Linked DNA regions of Mus musculus: region 1 is linked to region 2. A link is a contact called in ENCODE Hi-C or POLR2A ChIA-PET data. All regions are on one chromosome and are shown on one strand. Each heading gives the region's core, a stretch centred on a gene start or an enhancer-like site at or near the end of the contact. The rest is flanking DNA. Distances are from core to core; before and after follow the strand shown. Region 1 holds the start of Zfp526 (zinc finger protein 526). Region 2 holds the start of Zfp574 (zinc finger protein 574).

What was found. A loop is a pair of places that touch in the nucleus more often than their neighbours do. ChIA-PET counts read pairs that join two places held with the same protein, here RNA polymerase II (POLR2A).
Region 1: a map of gastrocnemius shows a loop between it and region 2 (7-fold over the local background). The contact joins the promoter of Zfp526 here to the promoter of Zfp574 in region 2. A Hi-C loop is called at or near these places in 1 of 37 maps with a recorded cell type or tissue (gastrocnemius). POLR2A ChIA-PET finds 5 or more read pairs at or near these places in 4 of 5 experiments (Patski and embryonic stem cell).

What each region holds. Positions count from the first base shown.
Region 1 is chr7:25,220,124-25,222,823 of GRCm38, reverse strand. Zfp526 (zinc finger protein 526) reads right to left here and starts at 1,399. Exons shown (of 3, transcript NM_175436.5): 1 at 1,320-1,399. It also overlaps a transcript of Dedd2 not described here.
Region 2 is chr7:25,075,500-25,078,199 of GRCm38, reverse strand. Zfp574 (zinc finger protein 574) reads right to left here and starts at 1,393. Exons shown (of 2, transcript NM_175477.5): 1 at 718-1,393. It also overlaps a transcript of Grik5 not described here.

The DNA.
Region 1 (2,700 bases), core at 150-2,649, 140 kb before region 2:
TTCCTTACCTCTTTACTTGTGCTCATGCCAGGAGCATGGAGACTTTAGCTGGTAGCCCTGGCATACAGGCTGCTCATGTACTGCTCCCAGAGGGCAGGGATCTTAGCCTCTTCACCACCGAGGTGTTTCCAGTGCCAAGAAAGGTGCCCAGCACACAGTAAATACACAGACTCATTCAGTGACGAGTTAAGGCTCCCTATAGACGATGTCCTGGGACCTTAACCATCTCTGTGCACACTACATGTCTACCCATTTTATGCATTTCCATGATACATAGCCCAGTACAAGGCCCTGTTATTAGTTGATGACCAATAAACCATTTGCAGATAAATGACTTGCTAAATGCTCAGGAACCAAACTTTCCTTATCTACCAATTCCAAATACCCCATTAAGTGCGCTCTGTTTTGAAGCATCTCATCTTGTAACCCTGGCCTATCTGGAACTCACTATGTAGGGCAGACTGGCCTCAAACTCACAGAAATCTACCAGCTTCTCCCTCCCCAGTGCTGACATTGAAAGCGGGTGCCACTACACCTGCCTGGCTCCTCATTAAGTCCGAACCAGTCCATAAAGGATTTTCTTAGAAACAATCAAATGGGCTGGGGGTGGGGGAGGTTAGCATTCTGCCTTAGTTACAGCCTCACTGCCAAGACAGAACTCCCCTGGCTTGGATCAGAGCATGCTACATGGCTTGTAGCAGGTAAGGAGCGGATGCCCAAACTTTACAAAGTATGGATGAGCTCATACACAGAAAAACATGGTGCACAGGACCCAATCCTATGTGCTCTCTGAATTTCATCCAACTCAATCCTTCCAAAACTCACTTAACTTGCACACAATCCTAATAACACTGTCCTTCTAGAAAGTAGCACAGGTATCCCGAAATGGACACTTTTCCGCCTGCATTCTTTTCCCTCCCAGTCCTACACCGTGTCAGGGGGTAGGTGGAATTCAGCTAATACCTCTGTATACGGAAAGGAGATCTAAGCACCTACACCAGGGGCCTGAAAGTTCAACTTTCCCGCTACACTGCTTTTTTCCCTCCTACCAGATTCCTCTTCTCTGCAGCGTGAGAGCCCCCTGCAGGGGTGGGGTGTGCAAGCGAGCTCAAGCTGAGGCCAGCACAAGCAGGGGATCCAACGACGCCTCTAGGGCACACAGGAAGGAGCTGTCGATCATCCCGCGCTGCTCCAGCCCCAAGCGCAGGCCCCAAGGCTCTCCGACCCTGAGCGTACCCTTCCCTCTTCCTCCACTCTCTCCTTACACCCAGCGCTCTCTTCCCCGCCCGCCCTGCGGCGCCCTCACCCATCTCTCTTACCTCCAAGCAGCCCCTGCCGCTCTTGACACAGACCCTCCACTCCAGTAGTGTAGGACCCTTCACTATCCACGCCTCCCATTGGGCGGTGCTCTCAGGAGAGGCAGCCAATCAGAGCTGGTAGCGCAGGGCACGCGCCCTCGCGCCTGCGTGTTGGGAGTCAGGCGGGGCTCCGCGAGTTTCTCCACGCAGACACCAGTGCCCTGGAGGCGGTGTCCGGGACCAGGAGAGGCGCCTGCGCAGTTCTCCGGGGCCGCTCCTTTCCTGCTGTTTGAAAATTCAGCGGAGAAAAGTGTGCATCCTTATAGAGCGAGGTCGCACAAATGAACGTGGCGGTGCGAGACTTTGACAGGTGTTATCTCGTAGCAGAAGAGACTGAGCGTTTCTGACAGCGTAACTAAAAAGCCAGACACACTTGTACTTTTCCTGCGCCGCCTCAGTTTTTGCTTACGTGCAAAGTGGACTGGAATCGCATCTCCTGAAAGGTTGTTGAAGGCATTGAATTTTGTCATACACATAAAAATGTTCGGCTCGGGGCCTGATACACCGTAGTACTCACTATAGCCCACCCATCATAGAAGCTTTACCGTTTATAAATAGCTTTCCCCTTCCTCCCATTCTTTGTCTGATTCAATGATATTCACACAGAGAGCCCATACCGTGGACTCCACTGCCATCCGTTTCACAGGTGGAAAAGCTAAGGCCCAGAAAAGGGAAACAAACAGCCAGCATTGAGCCAGAGCCTCCCGCCCCTTAGGGAGACAATTCCGGGGGTGGAAACCAGTCCTAGAAGAGACCTGTCTTAGGCACGTGCTGGCCCTGACCTTGAGTCACCTAAGTGGGGGAGGAGGAGCGACCGTCACGCTCAAGGCCTCGTGTAGGGGACATGAAGACACCCTAGCCTCCACTTCTGTGACAGGATTGCTCTCATAGGTGCAGGTTAGGAGGGGCATCTGGGTGGCTCCAAGACTCAAGAGGGCTCAGAAGCGATTGTACAAAGGCTGTTCTAACCGTGGGTGTGGTGTCTATGATAGGAGGTGCTGATGGACGTCTTCGGAATGTGCTGCACACAGGGGGTGGCAAGGTCTATTGAGATTTGGGAAGAGGTATCATTCTGCTGCTTGCGACTGGAGAATTTATAAATTGGGGCTGGGGAGCTGTATGAGCAAGAATTTCCATGTAGGATCTGAGACAGCAGAGTTGAGTTGTAGGTTTCTGGTTGCCACCAGAATGGGGCATACTGTATTACAAGTCCTGATTATGAGCCTTGAGCGCTCCAGGGAGTCGGGACCCTCGTGACTGGTTTACTTTGCGCTGACAGCTGTTGGCACTGGTCATGTGGGTGTCTAGGACGTGATCAGGAGGAAGAGGTAGTCTGTGGGAT
Region 2 (2,700 bases), core at 144-2,643:
GGTCCTCTTCATACTTAAACCTTCTCACCAGCAAACAACTATGGGGATACCCAAATCCCCCAGAGTTATCAATATGGTACATCCCCAAAATTCCTAGACTGCTCTCTGTAGCACACATCTCTGTCTCTCCAACTACACCCAAGATTGCTCGAATATTCCCTTTGGCCTACTTACCTGTATCTAAAACAAAACAATCCCTCCCCTCTAGCTCAACCTATTGAAACCCGTAAGAATAAATAAAGACCTCTGTCAATACTTTCCAAGCCCCACTTTCATGCGTTTATCGGTCTTCCTTGTCAGCATTACTCCGTTTTCCACACCTGATCCCTCCCTTCGCTCTAAAGATACCTCAAAAACCTCTTCTCTGCCTCAGCTCTTTCCAGGCAGAAATCGATTTTCCTCCCTGCGTTAATTACCTCCTTTCTCGGGCCAGCTCCCCACCCCGGCATCCATGAGTCCTCTAACCGTCCCCTTTCGATTCTGATCCCCATCCCAGCGCACCCACCCGTGGCCCCGATACCCCATGCAACCAGAGAGCCCTCCGGCGAGGCAGCTCTGGGACCTCCCCTTCCCGCCAAGGTCGGCCCCCGGCCTGCAGCCCGAGCCCTGCCCCTCCTCACTCAGCCCCGCACTCAACTCCAGTCCCCCATCCCACCCGCCGTCCCGGCACAGCCCCCGCCCGGCCCGCGCGCCCAACGGCCGCTCCGCTCTCCGCACCCGGGACGCGATCCTTCAGGCCTTCATCGTGCAGGCCGAATGACGCAGGCAAGCCGCCGGGTGGGGCCGGACCTCTGCGCTCCGGCGGGGACTCACCCGCCTCGGCCGTCTCGCCGGCCCCAGGCCGGGCTACGGGCTTCAGGTCCCTTTGCACCGCCACTCTAGCGCCGCGTCCTCTCTAGCGCCCGTCGTCTCGCCTGCTCCGCAGCCTCGCTCTCACCCCAGGCCGCCCTCAACAACGCTCCTCCCACCTTCCGCCTGGGCCGCTGCGAAGAACTGCACAATTCGCCCAATCATCGGCTGTCTGCCCCTGTCATTAGACCAATCGATGCTCAGGTTTCCTGAAGCCTCGACCAATAGAGCGGAGGGGTGGGATCGCGCAGCGCCCAGCCAATCCTTTAGCAATGTTCCCTCGCTGGTCGGCCTCCAGGTGGATACTACCCGCCTCTTTAATCCTCCCTGGAGGTTCTTCCTCTTCCACCTCTTCTCGGATTCCGCCTTTGATAGCTCGAAAGGGGAGCGCTGAGCGGAGAGGGCGCGATGACGTCGGGAGGCGGGACGAAGCTGGAGGCGCCATCTTGGGGGCGCCTGACAAGCTAGGCGTAGGGGATTCGGGCAGTGTAGGCTGTAGAGACACGCAAAGCCCTGGAGGCCGGCGGGTTACAGTCAAGGATCCCTGAGGGCCAGTGGCAAAAAAAAAAAAAAAAAAAAAAAGAGACACCACTCGGCGTGAATGGGAGAGGAAACCAAGCAGCAGCAGTCACACAGGGCAAAAGGAACAAAACAAGGCTTAAGACTTTTTTTTCCTATTAAGAGGATGAACGGGGAAATCGAGGAAGAGTAGAATGGAAACAAGATGTCAGGAGAGGGAGTTTAGAGGAAGAGGTACGTGACAGGAAGTGAGAAATGGAAGGAGAAAGGAAAAGCCCCGTTAGTAAGGTCCCTTGGAAGAAGCTGAGGGTGTGGGGTGGAAGACCTGAAGAAGGAAGTTTATGGGATTTGTAGTGGATCGAGTCAGTTGTTCTTGTTTTTGTTTGAGGCATGGTCTGGCTTTGTGAACAGGCTGGCCTCACAGAGATCCGCCTGACTCGGCCTCTCCTGTTTTGAGCATTAAAGGTATCTTTCCAGGTGACTGCCCTTCCACACAGTTACAGTTAAGGACCCCTAGGCATGGGAAGAATTTCCTGGGAAAACATGAAGTTCCAGGCCAGCCAGGGAGATGGTTCAGCGCGTAAAGCCACATGCTAAGCCTGATCTGGAGTTTTGATTCTGGGATCCACAGGGTGAAAGGAGAGAACTGACTCTTGTAAGTTGTTCTCTGACTTCTGCATATACCAGAGTGTGCATACATGAACATACACACACACACCTGAATGTAATATGGTAGCGAGTGACTGAAGAGATCCAGTATCCATATTTGGACTCCACACAAGTACACCACAGTTTTCAGGAAGCTCCCTCTTGAAGCCAAGGTTAAGGGAGTTATCAGAGGTGCATCTGGTTGGTCAAACTGTCCCCCGTTTCCCCAACTGAAGCTCAGAAAAACTAGGAGGGGTTTGAACACAGAACCACAGGTAGGTCTGAGTCTCCAGTTGTCACCATGTGTGTGCCCTCCTTTGGATGTCTAGCTGGATGTCTTCTTACTGGACTCCCTAGCAAGTATACCTACATGTTCTAACTAGGCTGCTTATCCTGGCCCTGGTACTTCTTAGCTGTGACTTTGGGCAAAACAACTCCACTCTGTCTCAGGTTTAGTTTTTTTTGTTGTTGTTGTTGTTGTTTTGGTTTTTTTTAGTTCTTCGAGACAGGGTTTCTCTGTATAGCTCTGGCTGTCCTGGAATTCACTTTGTAAAACAGGCTGGCCTTGAACTCAGAAATCCACCTGCCTCTGCCTCCCGAGTGCTGGGATTAAAGGTGTGCGCCACCATACCCGGCTTTTGTTTTTGTTTTTATCTCTGAAAAGGGATGCTAGTCTTTGTCCCG